Regions from separate parts of the Mus musculus genome. Here region 1 is linked to region 2. Evidence: chromatin loops called from intact Hi-C (ENCODE). Cell type or tissue: heart. All regions are shown on one strand. Links, peaks and the distances in the headings refer to the core of each region. The heading gives the core; the rest is flanking DNA.

What was found. Hi-C counts contacts between places; a loop is a spot of excess contacts. Peaks named below come from ENCODE experiments on the same cell type or tissue, not always from the same donor. Only the 100,000 strongest peaks of a DNase experiment are listed, where the experiment ranks them.
Region 1: a loop joins it to region 2, with 1.9 times the contacts of the local background. A loop is called at or near these places in 2 of 42 quality-filtered maps.

What each region holds. Positions count from the first base shown.
Region 1 is chr7:132,412,089-132,420,897 of GRCm38, reverse strand. Gm39101 (a long non-coding RNA gene) reads right to left here. Exons shown (of 3, transcript XR_870004.2): 2 at 5,127-5,460; 3 at 3,470-4,667. Among named protein-coding and RNA genes, the nearest start is that of Gm39101, 11 kb to the right of the region's middle. In heart, for the core only: no CTCF peak of the experiment used is centred there; no DNase peak of the experiment used is centred there.
Region 2 is chr7:132,354,223-132,363,031 of GRCm38, reverse strand. It overlaps Gm34908 (a long non-coding RNA gene), which reads left to right. Exons shown (of 5, transcript XR_870003.1): 5 at 1,290-2,671. Among named protein-coding and RNA genes, the nearest start is that of Gm34908, 28 kb to the left of the region's middle. In heart, for the core only: no CTCF peak of the experiment used is centred there; DNase peaks (open chromatin) are centred at 4,071 and 4,581; H3K27ac peaks cover 236 bases; H3K27me3 peaks cover 542 bases.

The sequences.
Region 1 (8,809 bases), core at 1,345-6,344, 58 kb before region 2:
AACACATTCTCCTACATACTTCATCTCTGTGTCCCCGGGGCTATAACACATGGCCATCTCATGTGTTGATGTCCCCAAATGTCTGCTTTTCTCTTCCCTGATCCTCATTCTCTCCAGGGCTAACCCACCAGGAGTCCATTTCCTGTCCCTTCCACAGGTGTCTGGTGAGTGTCCAATGTATTGGAAATGGGTAGGGAGGGTGGTGGACAAGACAAACTTCTTGAGTGTCATTGTCCCCAGTTTTCCCATCTGGAGAATAGGTTCATCACATGTGTAGAGTCCGGCATGTACCTTCTGTGTCAACTCAGGTATCAAGCTGGAAACAGTGGACTGGCTCCCTAGCAGACTCTACTAGTTTGGTGAATAGCTCCTGGCACTCCAGAGCCCACAAACTGCTGTGAGGTCTAGAGCTTCTGCACCATGTTCTGGGTCACCAGCAGGAAGCCAACCTCCGGGTGATGTGTGACTGAAGTGTGCGTCGGCATCAGGGACTGAGGAGCTATGACAAGAGGTCTTCGGCCTCCTGTATTCAAAGACTGAAGGTTGTATTTGGAACACTGAGAAACGCTTCCTGCTGCTTTAAACAGAGAGAATAAGACTTGTCCTGGCTGCCAGGGTCCTAAACAATGTACTTTCTTGTGGGTGGAAGAGAGTAGCAGCTATCCATCTGAGGTAAGAATCTGCCACAATTAACTCACCTGTTAACTGGTCCACGCTCCTTACCTGAATCACACTGGACCTCTCCTGTCCTGTCCTGTTCTCACACAGCACAGTTGGAATGCTGCACAGGAAATGGGCCATCTTCCCACGTAATACATGTGTCAGGTTGCAGAGAACATACTCCGGAGGCGATAAACTTGCATAATGCACATGGATTTCCCAAGTTGCTATTGAATGTACTGCTGTGGAGTAGGGTAGGTGTGGGGGCGGGGGGAGGGTGGTGGCTAAGGAGCCTGTACACAGTTTCCTGGGGGGGGGGGGTTGGGGAGGGATTGTCTTAATCTTTTGAGTCCTGAGCAGAAGAGTCCTTAGGACTGTGGAGAGCTGGGCTGTGAGAGTCAGAAGTCCTTGAGCTTGGCTCGCAGTGCTTGTGAAGAGCAGAAGACTCGGTTGAGAAGATGTTGTCTGAGGAGCTGCTGTGCTGTTTGTCAACTGGGTGACCTTGGACAACTCACTGAACCCTCTGAGCGCCAGGCTTTAACTTTCTGCCCTTGTTAGCATCAAGGATGCCCCCTGTTTTCTTTCCATTCTGAAGTTAGTTGGGTCAATATTGCAAAAATCTCACCTCCCTCTGGGCCACTAGCACGCTTAAACATTGCCAGATCTATATCAAGTACTGTTGAATGCTGTTGAAGTGTTCTGTTTTCAGCTCTCGTGAAGTCCACATGAAAACATTTGTTTTATATGAATGACTAGAACTGTCAAGAAGAGGCCAGCCTACAGGTCTTCTCCTTATATTTGACAGCTTTGGATAAGGAACTGTGGGAGAAAACACCCTTTGTTGGCTGCTGGCCTGACTGTCCTCCTGCAGGCCCAGCTATTTTAGATACTGTTTAATCAATTCTTAGGCTACTTCAGTAACTGCAGACATGTTCCAGTCACGGCCACTCCTGCAAGACAAGCCTCCGTGATCTCTGGATGACCTTGTTGGTCCTCAGTTCTTCTCACTCAGGCCACTGGGGAGCACCTGCCATGCTGAATCAGCAGAAGGGTGTGCTGCCTACAACCAGAACCTTTCACTGACTCCCAGCTGGCCTTTTTATTGACAACTTTGGATTTTTATTGTAAGTAGAGGAGGTGGAACTGGTCACATGAAGGGGAGACCTCAGTGCTGCAATGATGGCAATGGTGGCAGTGGGGACAGTCATGAGAGTGACAGCGGCAACAGCAATCGGAAGAGGACACTGAGGAGTTCTAGAGAGAGGCTGAGATGTCAAAGGGCCGCAGAAAAATAGAGAAGGCCAGGAAGAGTTGAAGGTGGGAGACTGTGGTCCCTGATTGCTGGAATAGTTCCAGGGAGCTACCAGACCTTAAGTCAAGGGTCCCAACACCAATGTCCAGGAGCTACAACCCTAAGGTCCAGGGTCCCAAGATCTGAGGCTAAAAGCTGTTGGTTTTTTTTGTTTTGTTTTTTGTTTTGAAACAGGGTTTCTTTGTGTAGCCCTGGTTTTCCTGGAACTCATTCTGTAGACCAGGCTGGCCTTGAATTCAGAGATCTGCTTGCCTTTGCCTCCTGAGTGCTGGGATTAAAGGCACATGCCATCACCATTAAAGGAGACAATAGCCATTTTTAAGAGCCATGGGTCTTAACACTGCAAAAGAGGAACAATCACATTAGCTGGTGCTGACTGCTGCTAAGAGCTAAAGGATTATAATTTAGCAGCAGGCGCTATACCCACGGAGACATCTCTCCAGTCCCCAAACTATTTATATTTTGTATGTTTGTTTTGTTTGTGGTTTTGTTTTGTGTTTTGTGTTGATGCATGTGTAGTGTCTGTGTATGGGGTGGGGTATGTGCATGTATAGTGTTTGTGTGTATGTGTGGGGGTATGTGCATGTATATGTGTCTGTACAGGTGCAAGCACATGGCTCAAATTAGCTGTCTGCCCCTAGCCTCTGGCTTATGTCCCAGTGAGAGAGAATAAAGGACTCTTGCTGTCCTGATTCCTGGTGAGTGGCTGGTCCTCACTTCAGTGGGGTCTAGGCAATGGACTGATTTGGTCTCTTGGCATCTTAGGCAGAGAAAGGGCAAGAAAGGGCAAGGTGGGTGTCCCTCAGATGGTAAGTCCTCTGGGTCTGCCACGGGTTGGAGAGGATGTATGGATCCTGCTTACCCCGGCTCCTGAGGTTGCCGACGGAGTACCCAAATAGCTGATCAGGTTTGACTGTTAGCACCAGGAGAGCATCGGGGATGGAGCCTGCCACCCTATCGTTCTCCCACTCCCACTGCTACTACCTGCCGCCTAGCTGTTCCAGAGCCAACATGTGGTCACCTGCAACTGGACTCCAAGGACGATTTGGTGGGAATGGGCCCCTCCCCCTTCTTCATAACCCAGTGTCTCTGAATAGTAAAATTGAACCTTGATCAGACTAATGTCTTGGTTCCATCCTTTCTCGCTCTGCCTAGTTCCCTCTTTTCTTCCAGATTCCAAGATGCTTTCCAGGCTCGAACCCAGACATGTGAGCCGCTGGTCGGACTCAACATATGGGAACATTTTATCTCTGCTGTGGAAGCCAGGTAAGGGATGGGTTTGCAAAAGGCAAGGTTTATTATTCCATTGTGGAAATACGGCCTTAAAATGAATTTTCTTCTTGGTCTTTATTGCTGGAATCACTTTGTGTCCACCTCTCAAACAAAGCTTCCCTGAAGCCACGGCATGAGCTGCTCTGAGCTACCCCGCCTACAGACTTTGTGTAGACTGGGGGCTCTGTGCGGGTCAGGAGTCCTCGGTGTGCCCCTCAGTTACACCTGACAGAAGATTGTGTGCCCTGGAGTTGGTGAGCTGACTTACTTACCATCCTTATTCTTACCTAGCCCTGTTCAGTCACTCCATGACATCATCGCTGAGGCTTGGAAAGGTCCAACAGACTACCCCCCCATCACCCCACAACCTCACCCACCGTCTCTCCTGGAAGACGCTGCCAGTTTCACGTGGCTTTACTTCTCAGCGTATTTTAAAACTGTGTTCTTCATGACCAAATGTGGAGTTCATGTACTTTATTAAGCAGAACGCCTGTGGTGTTTATGGTAGAATGGCTTCCCCGGGGCTCCTGACTGTTGACCCATGGTGGCTGTAGATTATGCAGGCTCGGGAGGCCAAAGAAGGAAACTTCATTAATTTCACAGCCACGACTGCGTCTCCTCACAGAGTCAGCAGCCCTCCAGCTGGTCTTAGCAGCTAATGAACATGAACTTCAAACTGGGGCACAGGGCAGGTGTGTGTGTGTGTGTGTGTGTGTGTGTGCGTGATCATCATTTCTCCCACACTTTAATGGAGACAGATCTCAAGGTGGGGGTAGGGAGGAGATAGATTTGTTAGGGAAACACCTAAAGGACTGATCCCATTTGCCTCTGGATTCCTGGGTTTGAGCGCAGGCTAGCAGCAGGCTGGACGGTGGATTGGGGGTTGCTGATCTGAGGCGGCAGCTTGTGATTTACTCTGATGTGAAAAGGAAGGATGTGCTGAATAACAACCCTCTGGAAAGCGAGAATTAAACAGATCTCGCTGCCCAGTCTCTTCTCCTTTATGGACGTTCCAGGGACCTCGCCAACAAATCTCAGGCCTGCTGCAGGCTATCGACGCGGGGTGGAATAGATGGCCCTGGCTGGTTTTTGATGGCTGCCTTGCCTGATGCTTTGACCAAGGGTATCATCAATCTTGAAATTTTCAGAAAATTGTATGGATTTTGTAGGGGAGGAGACTGGCTGTATTTGTGGGCTAGAGAGTCTTATAAATTAAAAGCATGGCTCCCCGTAGTATTTTTGACATTCTTCATGGAATTTTTTCATCAATTCTTCAATAATGTCTAGCATTAATTCAGGCACTTCCTCTGCACTGGGTACTGTGCTGAGCCTTGTCGGGGATGGGCCTCGTTCATTACATCCTTCCTGTACTTTCACAGGGGTAGTGGTGGTATCTGGAAAGCTGCTTCAATATTATCCTTACCTGGAAAGAACATTTGCAGAAAGTGAGACACTTACTTGCCTAGAAGCACATGGAAGGTGGTGTACTGAGATAGGAACTCAAGGAAGTTGAGGATCATTGGTGCTGGAGAGCTATGTGTTGGAATGTGTGTTGGGACACAGAGAATGCATGTTCCCATTTGCTAGACCTCAGGTTTCACCACACACCACCCCCATTGTGAAATGGAGATCATTGTGCAGATGTGCCTTCAGGTCTGCTATGCTTTGTTTTATATTGGTTTGATCTAGATGCCCAGATGTTTGGTTGAATGTTGTTTTCAGGTGTGTCTGAGGGAACTTCTGGATGAGCAACAGAAGCTGTTCTCAAGACCCTTCCCTCCCCTCACAGTGGGCCTCCAACCAGCTCAAGCACTGGGGGGACATGGAGAGGGCATGTGACTCTTTGATGACTGACTACTGGAGCTGAGCCATCTTAGCTCACCTCTGCCTTTGCACGTTGGCTCTCTGGCTCCTGGACCTCCAGCCTCAGAGTGAAGGATAGCACTGCTGCCCTAGGCCACTATCTTGTGGACAGCAGCCTGTTTGAGACTTCTTGGCTTCTGTAGCTGTGTTTCTAGTTTCTTCTTATCCACAAGTTGAATCCTGCACTTCTCTCAGGTTTTGAGCCCCATGGATGCTTGAATCCCTTATGTGCAGTGGTACAGTATTTGTTCACACTCATTCACAACTCATACACACCCTTCCCGTGTGATTGCTTCGACCTAGAATGTCTCCGGAGACTCGTGCATCAAAGGCTTGATCACCAGCTTGTGGTGCTGCTGGGAGGTGAGAGAAACATTATGAAGCTGAATACAGGAAATTAGGTCATTGAGGGCACATCCTTGAAGTGGATGTTGGGGTATTTGTCTGTCTTTGCTTCCTGGCTACAACAGGGGAAAGTCCTCTCTATCACCAGCTCTTACCATGACAACATTCTGATTCTACATGCCCAAAGCAATATGAAACTGTTAGCCAAAATAAGCCTTTGTTTCTAATAAGTTGATTATCTCAGGTAATTTGTCATAGTAACTGAAGGCTGACTAATATATATTAGATACTTTAAATTGTCTTCAGATTACATTTTATACTGATATGATATGAATTGTTATTACATTGTGTCATTTAGAAGATAATATTCAAGGAGGGAAAATTTCTGTACAGAATATGTACAGACATCATTTGAAAAATAATTTTGACCTATGGCAGACTTTAACTACCAAAGTGGAGCCAACGGATGTGGAGGGCCAGTGATAGGCACTTTCTGTGAGCTGTCTCTTTGGAGAACTCTCAGTGGCATAGAGTATGGCTTTGGGTCTTGCCATTAAGGATGGGGAGAGACCTCCCTCCCAGGCAGAAGGAAGTGCAAATATGCCTTTGACTACTCCTCCCAAAGCATTTTCTACAGGCAGAACCCAGCTATTTTTGCTTGGTTGGAATTTTCTTCCACCATGTATAGGCATAATGTTATTGTGCACGATGTAAAGATTATCCTTGTATTAGTCATATGCTGTTTTCTCTGCCCCACCCCCCATCTGGCTGCAATCTGGACATGGCATTGTAATGCTTATTGTAAGCATCTCCTGCCTCAATGCTGTGTAAGCATTGCTCCCCATTTATTCTTGGATTTAAAAGGTGATCACCCAGATGGCTGAGCAGAAGAGAGAATTGGACTAGACTTCTGATCCCAATCAGGGAAAGGGAAGAGAGAAAAAGAAGGAAGGATTCGCCATGAGGAAAGGGTCCAGGAGACACCAGGAGAACACACCTGAAGCAGAGAGAGCCAGATCAATACTAAAATGCACATATCCAGGAGATTTTAGCTGGGAGGTGGCCAGATTAGCATAGAGGATTAAAACAGATTGATGACTGCTCAGCTATTGTGCTGTAAAGCTTGATTAAATACATCTTATAATCTCGGTCTCATTTATTTGGGAGCTAGCTGGGATAAAGAAAATATATCACTTTTAAATTTTACACTAACAACTATGAGAAGCCATTGTTTTTCAGCCTTAGCCCTCTTCCGTTTGGTGGCACTTCACTGTCCTAATGCTAATAACTAGTGAAAGAAGAGTGTTGGGTTATCGGGTCTTCAAGAAAAAAATGTCAGAAACCAGCAAAATAGTCCAGAGGCATGCTGGGAGACTGGGAACACAGTAGATTTCCCAGGAGCTGCAGAAGAATTAATAAGGTCTTCCTGCACATTTAGCTTTCAGGAACTCACAGGCTCTGAGAGAGCCCAAGAGACCACCCACCTGCCTGCTGTCAGGTGCTAACCTCCTTGCTCCAGCTACTCTGGCATGTGACCATCATCTTGTGCCTCTGTCATCTGTAAGTGAGTCTCTTCAAGGTCAGCCAATCACTCTTCTCAGTTTCCATTCATTAGGAAGGTGTCATCCATCCACAAAGGGTCACTGCAGAGGTTTTCTGTTATGGCCCTGCATAGGATGGCTGCATCGGATCTCCGTGTTCCAGGGCTGAGGATGTAGCTCAGAGATAGAACACTTGCCTAGCATGGAGGAGTCCCTAACTCCCCTGGAATTCTGCAGGAAGATGCCTTAGGACGGACGGTAGACAAAACAGTGCGTGAGAGAGGCAAGCAAGTAGAAGCCAAACTTACACACATGGCAACCCAGTCACCAAAAATCCCAAGTTAGAAATTCATCCACAGAGTGTCTGCTTCTCCATGTTCAGTGGATGCTCCAGATAAAATGATGTTTATGTCAAGGAGCCTGGAATAGAGAGGCCTCTGTTCAAAGGGAGGCAGCCCAGGGCCATCAGTCAGGACTGGGTACAATGTGGATAATTGCTATGCGAGCATCAAAGTCCATTGAGCATGGGATGCTTAGGGAAGATGGGGCTTTTTGCATTGAGTCTCAGTCATTAGCAAAATACCACATTTAAAATTAGTTAGAAAAGGTAATTAGTGTCAAAGAGCAATTGCAGTATCGTTAAGGTGACGGATGTTGGTGTGGGGTGTGCACTAATGACTTATGGAATTTTCTTTCAGGAGACAATTGGAGCAATTTGGTGGTCAGCAGACAGTCTGCAAATCAATCACCACATGAGAGTCAATAATTTATCATTGCTATTTAAAGTATGGAGTCTGCATCAGCTTGAACAGAAGGGAGCTCAGATGGGGGCCAGGAGTTGGCATCCAACAAAATCCCGAGCCTGGGCTGTGTCTATTTAAGTGGTACCCATTTTATTCCCTGTGCAGAGCCAGCAAGAAAGACATGGAAGGATTTGCCTCTGATTCCATCCTGGGGCAGAAGTAGTTGTGTGCTACTGGCCGAAGGAAAACCAAGCCTTCAATGTCAACGTGGACTTAGTTTTTCAAGTTCATCTTTGGAGAATGCTGACACTCAGTGACCTCTGAACTTCACCGTTGGTGACTGAGGTGAAGAGGAAGGGATTAGTTTACACCACTCACTGGGCTGATGATGACTCAGAGGACCTTATCTTAGAGTTCTGACCTTGGCCTTGGGGGGCCATTATTTCAGCATGCATACTATGAATGGTAACAACAGCAGTAATGACAGTTGCAACAGTTATCAACAGCTTCCTATATACCTGGTGCTTGCAAGAGCTAGTTCAACTTGACCTTCACCAATGGAGATATACAGAGGAGCAAGATTCCCAAGATTCCACAGCAAGGACTTACTAGCTCTTGTTCTATCCCAGACCCTGGTCTCCTATTGACTTGCTGGATGCAGGAAATGGTGCTAAATTCTTCCTGCCTCAGCTATCTCATTTATAAAATATGAATAATAATGTGCTCAGCACACAATTTCAAGACTAAGCTGCTTAGTAAGCTATATACAGGACGTTAAAGCTGGCAGGAGCTATGATCCTGGCTCTTAAAGTGTCACATGGCTGGCACCTGAAGTTTTCCTTCTCTGCCCATCCACTCCCTTCTCAAGTCCACTGAGGTCGAGTTTTGTCTCTTTGTTTTTGATAATCTTATGTCCAAAATCCTATTTTGTCCCAAATGTCCCCAAACCGCATTTAATTTGTGGAGGCTTCCGGATCCATTTCTTACTGGAAGTTCCTTCTGCCAAAATGACTTTCATCATTTCATTCATTTCTCAGTGGAGTGTTCAAAGCCTTCCCAAACCCCTTGTATAA
Region 2 (8,809 bases), core at 1,923-6,922:
CGTAGTGATTTTGTAAAGAACCATCTTGGACAGGGAGGATGAGTAAACACTTTCTGGGTTTTCAAAACCCAGAAAGAAGGAAAGCAAGCTAGATTGACTGAATCCGTGTCCAGAGGATTTAACTCCTGGGATTTGAGTTAAAACTTTCTCCTAATTGGAAACTTGCGGGAGGTTCTCTGGCACTGCAATGCCGAATGACAGGTATGTGCTCACACTTGCATGGCTGCCATGGCGGCACAGGGATCACCAGCAGAATGGATATGGGGGGTGGGGGGGGTGAGTGGCTCCCCTAGGCAGCCCTGAGAAGGATGGAGCAGCCCGCACTAAATCATTCCTGTGGCCACCTTGCTGACTCTTCACTTGAATTCTGCTATAGTCATAGAAATCATATAATCATATAATCCTCCATTGCCAGGAAGGCCCAGAGGGGCTGTGCAAGTCAGGGATCTGTAGAGGAGTAGTCTATATTGAATATATTAATACATAGCTTGAATATATATGCAAAGGATTTATCAGATTGGCTTACATATTATGGCGTGAGTGTCCAACCACAGCTGTCTTCACACCAGAAATTCTGAGAACGGCATCTCCTCACTCCACAACGATGGATGCCTTAGCTGTCCCAGTCTTGTACTGAAAGCATGGAAGAACCCTGCAGAGCCACTGGACTTCAGTCCATGTTGGAAGCTTGAAGAAGCTGAGTTCTAGTGTCAGGAAGAATGGCAATAGCTTAAAAAAAAAAAAAAAAGGAGCCACGGCAGCAGCAGCAGCAGCATGGTGGATGAATTTGAAAGCAAGGTTCAAACAAAACAGAATAGATGAACTTGCCCTCAATCATCTCCCCCTCACGTGTGTGTGTGTGTGTGTGTGTGTGTGTGTGTGTGTGAGAGAGAGAGAGAGAAAGAGAGAGAGAGTATGCATGAGCCTCTCTCTCTTTCCCCCTCTCCCTCTCCCCCCTCTTCACCTTCCCCCTCTGTGTGTGTGTGTGTGTGTGTGTGTGTAAGAGAGAGAGAGAGTATGCATGCGCCCCTCTCTCTCTCCCCCTCCTCCCTCTCCCCCCTCCTCCCTTTCCCCCTCTGTGTGTGTGTATGTGTGTGTGTGTGTGTGTGAGAGAGAGAGAGAGAGAGAGAGAGAGAGAGAGAGTATGCATGTGCCTCTCTCTCTCTCTCCCACTCTCCCTCTCCCCCCCTCCCCTTTCTCCTCTGTGTGTTTGTGTGTACAGGCGTGTGGAAGCCAGAGGCCATGTTATGTTGAATGTCTTTCTCAATCATTCTTCACTTTATTTTTAGGAACAGGTTCTCTCAATAATCCCGGATCTGACAAATCATCTATCCTGACTGGCAGACTGCAGAGATTCTCTCGTCTTCATCTTCTCAGCACTGGGATTATAAATAAGAATGTGTGACATCACCACATCTGGGTGTTTGCCTGAGTGATGAAAATTTGAACTTGGGTCCTTATGCTTGCTTGGCAAAACCTTTACCCACTAAGCCATCGCCCCATCCCTCTGGATTGTCTCATTTCTGTGAAGGCTTGGGTGGAGGTGTGCGTTTGAGCTGCAGGTCTTCTATGGACTCACTTGGGTTTGTGTACGGACTTTCCCCCCTTTCCTGGAGTTTCCTCAAGGACAAACTGAACATTGCATTAATCAGCCTTTCCCAAGTGTGTCCTGTGGAATTGTAGCTTGAAGAGACCCTAACAGATGCTACAAAAACCCCAAAGCATCCTGAAGGATGACACTTCTCTGGGGGCAGTGGGTCTTGAGCTGATGTCTTCTGCCACTCCTCTACCCCTACCATGGGGACACTTGGCAATCCTGGAGACAGTTTTTAGTTCTCACAAGGTGGAAAGGTGCTATGCTCATCAGTTGGGTAAAGTCCAGGAATCCTGCCAGCATCCTCCAGTGCCCACCCACCACAGTCATCCCCTCCCCCCGCCCCCGCCACTAGGACTTGGCTCATCCCAGTCACCAGCATTAAGGCTAAGGAACCTGCCCAAGATCTTAGGGCAGACTGGAATACTACAGACTGTGAGCCACCCTGCCTGAGCAGAGGAGGGGGCTTCACAGGCAGGAGAAAGCAGGAAAAGGCAGAACCAGGGTGGAAGCAGAGGGGACTGTTAGAAGTTAAGGCTGGCCTGTTGGTGGGTTGCTAGCATCTCTTTCCTGCTTCCTCAGAATATCTAATAGTCAGCTTGGCTTTGGTGTGGTGTGAAGATCTTAACATAATTGGCTCTATTTTGGTCTGGTCTGGGAGTTCAGTACAGGCACTGAGTAGAAACCAATGGCTTCTCACACATTTCCTTTAACAGAAGTGAGGTCGAACACTTTCTTCCAGTCTTTATGACCAGTTGCATCTGTTTCTTGTGAGTGCTCTTACGCAGTCTCTACCCACAACTACCTTCTTGTTCACTCAGTTCTCATTGTGTATTAAGGACAGTGACTGTGACGGGTTTTCTGCCCATCTATCATCGTGACAACAGACCTGTCATGAAGAGAGCTCAGGAAGAGTTCTTGATTTTGGCTCACAGACTCATGTTTCAGAGCCTCCAGTCTGTTGTCCTTGGCTTCATCAATTCAGGACCTGTAATGAGGCAGAACAGACAGAAAGCAGAAAGAGAGGGAGGAAGGGACAAGGGGGGAGACACACACACACACATACACAGAGAGAGAGAGAGAGACAGAGAGAGACACAGAGAGAGAGACAGAGACAGAGACAGAGACAGAGAGACAGAGACAGAAAGGCAGACAGAGACAAAGAGACAGAAAGACACACAGAGAACAGCCAGTAACCATCCCAGCAGGAATAAAGACATCCCAGAGACACCTGCAGGCCTCCTTCTGCTATGGAGACACTGGCCCTAAAGGAATTAGAATTCCTTCAGAAATCTCATGCTGGGAGAAGAAAAAGGTGGAAGGTAAGTGCCAGCCAGAGGAGGAATTTGTCTTGAGAAAGAAATTTCACACAAGCAGTGATGGGTCAGCAGTGGGCGGGACCACACCTGGACCAGGACTGCTTCCTTAAATACACCTGTTGCTTGTTTAAACCTAAACCATGTGTCAGGACCCAGAAGATGGGCCTGGGGTTCACCAGACCACTTTGTGTTCTTTTTCTTAATGTGGCCACAGGGATTCTGTCTCTTTACTCTGCTTTTCACTATTACTCCTCTTTAAATGAGTGCAGGTGGCCCAGCCTGTGGGGCTGTCAGAGCCCAGACTGGACTCTAAAGTCTTTGGTAGCAAGCTGACTGAGAAGTATACTTTTTGTGGAAACTGAACTCAACCAGGATCTCTGGAAAAGCAGCCAGTGCTCTTAACCAGTGAGCCATCTCACCAGCCTGGGGCCATTCATTCTTTAGTTGGTGTGAGCCTTTTGTGAAGCAGCAGGACTTGGGGGCAGGCATCTCTGCATCACTTTATCTCTTCTTTTTCCGAAGGCAGCCACACTGAACAAAACTCCTTTCTCTGCTTTGCACTATTCCTTGTTTCCATGGCTTATCAAGGATAGCCGGTTCTGTCTCACTTGTTGGGGGCTGCCAGGGCCCAGGCTCTGATCCCAACAACTCTGGCAACAGGACCAAGGACTAGATATAACCTTCAAAACTATGACCCTTGGTGACTTCCTCTGACCAGGCCCCGTGTTCTATAGTTTCTCCCACCTCTCAGAACAGTATTGCCAGTTGGGCTGAAGGGCTAACAAGTGAGCCTGTGGGGCATTTTGGATTCAAGACACATCTACCTTGTGTGCTACTGGTGCCTCCAGCTACTTTTTCCATTTCCTGTCTTCCCAGTCTTCTGGCTATTGGCATTGGCATTGGATTCTGAGACCTCTACCTTCCAGGTAGAGACAGTTTCCTAGGAAGCAAGCATTGGCCAGGCCTTTAGCTTAAGGCTTTGCTTCCCATGATCTCCACCCTCTACTTGGTTAAATTGAAGCTCAGCTGGGATGTGACAGTTCAGTGGGGAAGAAGTTCAAGGGGTCAAGCATATCCTGTTCCTCATTTCACAAACCACGGTGCTAATTGCCCAATTTAGAGTGATTTGGCGGTGCCTCTTGGCAGCAGGCTGCAAACTACCTCACTAGGACAACTGGCAGCTGAAGATGTTTTCCTTCATTGAGTGGTGTGCACAGGAAGTCTCATGGTGGCCTCTTGGTCTGAAACACTGGTCCTGGAGTCATCGGACCAGGCCCCCACCTCTGAGTGGGCTGTGTGGCCTTCAGTTGTCATTTTGCCTCTGAGCTTCCTGTGTCTGATGGATGGGTTCCTCTGCTTGTCCTTTGGGGTCCCAGGGATGCGGTGGGGTAAAGTGTGACATGGTTGTGGCAATCACAGCATTTGAAAAGACTCCCCCCAGTTGAAAAGACTCCCCTCATTTGAAAAGACCTGGTCCAACTTACAAGATGTGGCATGACAAATCTTTCTTTCTTTTCTCACTGTGTGCTAGGATTCAGTTTCTGCTTCTTATCTATAAAATGGAATTATTTTCATCGTGGTGAATGGAATGTGTTCACCATGTCCCCTGGGCTGTTTGGGTTCTTTGAATGGAACTGTGGGTCATGCACTTCACAGGCATTTCTGCTGGCAGCACATTCCAGGAAAAGACCCTTCGAGGCAACAATCAACAACACCCTCCTTACAGGAAATGGAAAATTTAACACAGCTCTGGCTAAATAAGCCCAAGTCACAGGTCAGCATGGGATGCAGTGATGGCTGCTGGTTTCCAAAGATGCCCTGGTCACTGGCCCTGTGTGACACATTGGTACGACACTGTATGGATATCCATCCTCTGGAGTTGACATGCAGCTGTGTACATACACACCATGTGTTCTTACCTTCACAGAAATACACCAACACATGTTATCACACCAACACCTAAAGACATACTCCCACACCCACAAAATCACACAATCACACACACACACATACACCTGGACACAAGTACATATTTACACTTTTAAAGACATAGTTTTCTCTCGTGTATGTGAGCATTTGTTTGCATGTATCTATGTGGTCCTTGTGGATGAAGTGCCTGTGGAGGACAGAGGAAGGTGTTGTAAGCCCTAGAACTGGACTTACAGATCATGTGTAGGTGCTGGGAACCCAACCAGTGTCGGTTTATGCATGTGATTATGTGTGTGCAGGTACATGTGTGCACACGCACATAATGAAGGCCAGAGTCATCCTTATACACTGTCCACGTCCTTTGAGGCAGACTCTCTCGTTGGCCTGAGCTCACTGATAGGACTGGCAAGTCAATAACCCCTAAAGTACCCCTATCTCTGCCTCCCCAGTGCTGAGACTATAAGAGCACTTGGCCACACCTGCTATTTCTGTGTGGGTTCTGGGGGATTGAACTCAGATCCTCATACTTGCAAGGAAGGCAAATGTTTTACAGGTAGACTCATCCCCAGTCTCATGTAGTCTTCTATAGTCAGACACAAACACACACACACACACACACACACACACACACACACACACACACACACAAGCCCAGGACTATGCTAGCTCCTGACCATCACCCCCAAGGAAGGGCAAACACAGAAGGAGGGGTAGGGGGATAGGATCCCCATGCTACTCTGGAAGCCATGAAGTTACCAAGTTTCCAGCTAGAAGATGAAGCTGGGATCCTATGAAACATCCCCAAAATGGTCCATGTGCTTTCTTATGGAGGCCAAGAGACTCTGCAAATAAGGACTGTGGGGGTGTCAAAGGGGACAAGGCATTTGAGTCACCTATGCTGGGCCAGGTTCTGGATGAAGCTTGAAAGGGAGAGAACCACCACCATTTCGCCCTGAAGTGTGTGCTCTTCAGATAGGGATGCTGGGAAGGATCGTCGGATCAGGCTGTGATAGGTGGGCTCTGTAGGGAATTAAGAGCTGAGAAGGCTGTGTGAGCCAGCAGGGCACCGAGCACCCCAGCAACTGTGCAGAGAGGGTTGGGTTGGGGTGGACAGGAATGAGCTTTGAGACCACACGGCTTGGATACGATTCCCTACAAGATCCTGTCCAACCGCATCTCAGGACTGAGTGAGGCACCACACACTTGGCAGTTCCTTTGCTCCCCCGCCCTTTCTCTTCCTCCTCTTCTTCAGTGGCATAATAGGAGCCTGTTCTCTAGCATAAAGAGATTAAGGAGACCTCTAGCAATCCCCCTGACCATTGTTTCCCCAAGATAAAAGGAGTCTACTTCTACAAAGGATCCCTTTTAGTTGGGAGGGCAACCTGCAGAGTGGGAGGGATGGAGGGAAGACAAAGAGCACTACAACTGTTTTTGCTGTGTTCCCTTAGGCACATTACTTGAACTCTCTGGGCATCTTCTGGAGTTGAGATGGATAATTTCATAGCTACTTTTTCATACCAAAAGAACTCTGGGCTCAGAAGAGCCTCCAGCTTAGCTTTATGTTTTCTCGTCTTGAGAATTTTACTAATCAACCAACAAGTGGACTTTGTCCCAACGTACACCTTCAGTTCAAAGTCCTCAATCCTACGAGCAACCCTGTACTGACTGCCCACAAGGGGTGAGGGGGCGGGCACACTCTGCAGCAGCTGCCAAGCTAAGATCAAACGTCCAGGCAGGGATGTTTTTACAGTGATGCTATTTATTCCTTTCTGGGTTTCAGAACAAAACCCCAGAAGCGAAAAACCACTCACTTCACAGCCCCCAGAGATTTCTCTACAAGGATGGTATGTGCTAACCAAAGACAGCTGCATCCGAACGAAGAATTTTCTTTACACCCTGCTCGGTAAACCTCCACACTGGACACACCATTTGTCTGCTTGCAAAACTCAGGCTATCACTTTAAATAGATTGCCTCAGGGACTGAGACTCCAAGAGAAGGCAGATCTGCCCACAGCCAAGAGCAAATGGAAACCCGAAAGTTATCTGAAACTTACATCTTGCAGATGGCAAGGAGCAAGCAATGTTTAATGAAATGATAGTGTTACTAATGGCTTTAATCCTCACAGTCCTTGACAATCCAAGGCCTACCAACCAAGAATGGACGTGGAATGCTTTCTCATCCCTTTCCAGACATAGTCCCAATTCGGACACCCAAGCCCAGCCAGTGTGATGGGTGGACCGAGAATTCTGGGCTCAGCCAGCATGATGGATAGACTGAGAACTCTGGGCTCAGCCAGCATAATGGGTGGACCAAAAGAACTCTGGGCTCAGAAGAGCCTCCAGCTTAGTTTTATATTTTCTCGTCTTGAGAATTTTACTAATCAACCAACAAGTGGACTTTGTCCCAACGTACACCTTCAGTTCAAAGTCAACAAAAGCCCTCAGAACACTTCAGATAATGTTCTAGTTTAATCTTCTATCCCTGTGATAAACACCGTAACCAAAGGAATTTGGGGAGTGAAGGATTTATTTCATCTTATACTTCCAGGTCACGGTTTATTGTTAAAGAAAATTGGGGTAGGAGCTCAAGACAGGAACCTGGAGGCAGGACCGGAAGCAGAAGCCATAGAGAAGTCATGCTTATTGGCTTACTCAGCCTGCTTCCTTGTATAATTCAAGACCACCTGCTCATGGGTGGCACTGCCTACCATCAGCTGGGTCCTCTTACATTAATTAGCTGTCAAGAAAATGTCCTTGTAAACCTGGCCATAGGTCAATTTGATATGGGAATTTAAATAGAGGCTCCCTGTTCCCAGTGAACTCTAGGTTTGGGTTGGCAGCTGTAAAACATAAACAGAAGAATTGGCGAATTCCACATTCACAGAATGACACATACCTATCAATCAAGAGATGGAAAACTTTTGATCAATGAATGAGTACATCAACAACTCCATAGCTAATCAATAGTTATAATTTTTTAAAAGAATTCATGGATGGTTATAAGAATGTATTATTTAGTGAATCTTAATAAACTCTCAGTGAATACCAGAGAGCTAACGTGGTATTAACTGTCCTCAGCATTGATACTTAGAAGTCATCAATGGGGCTGGTGAGATGGCTCAGTGGGTAAGAGCACCCGACTGCTCTTCCGAAGGTCCAGAGTTCAAATCCCAGCAACCACATGGTGGCTCACAACCATCTGTAACGAGATCTGATTCCCTCTTCTGGAGTGTCTGAAGACAGCTACAATGTACTTACATATAATAAATAAATAAATCTTTTAAAAAAAAAAAAAGAAGTCATCAATGTAGATAAATGTATGTTTGGAAGATGCTTTGAGCTGAATGCCTGTTCCTCCCCTCAGGATGCTGCAACTCTGCTTGCCAGGGTGACAGATTAGTGCCTGCGACCTCACAGACAGGGTCACTGCCCTTATGAGAGGCTCACAAGAGCCTCCTCACTTCTATGTGAGGACATAGACAAGAAGCTGTCATCTGAATTGGAAAATAGGCCCTGGGGCAATTGGATTTGGAACTGTAAAAAATAAAGTTTTGGTATTCATAAGCTACCTGGTTTGTGTGAATGTGTGTGTGCACGCACGCGCGCACGTGTGTTGTGTGTGCCTGCGTGTGTGTGTGTGTGTGTGTGTGTGTGTGTGCATCCATATCCATCTGGATGGACAGGAAGTTTTAAAAATGCCTTTAAGTAACATATAAGTTAAATATAGTAAATTACCACAAGAATTCAAAACAAAACAAAAAAACAAAACAAAACAAAAGCCAAAACCCAAGAGTAGAGAATAAAAATCAGTATAGGAAAAGCCCAGGAGGTGCAGCAAAATAAAAGTCAGAAGGAAATGCATAGCCTTAGTTATAAACTAAGGAGTGCACTCAGGTACCCGGGAAAAGAGAAGAAGGGAAATGATAAATGTCAGAGCAGAAATTGACAAAATAGGAAACAAAACAAT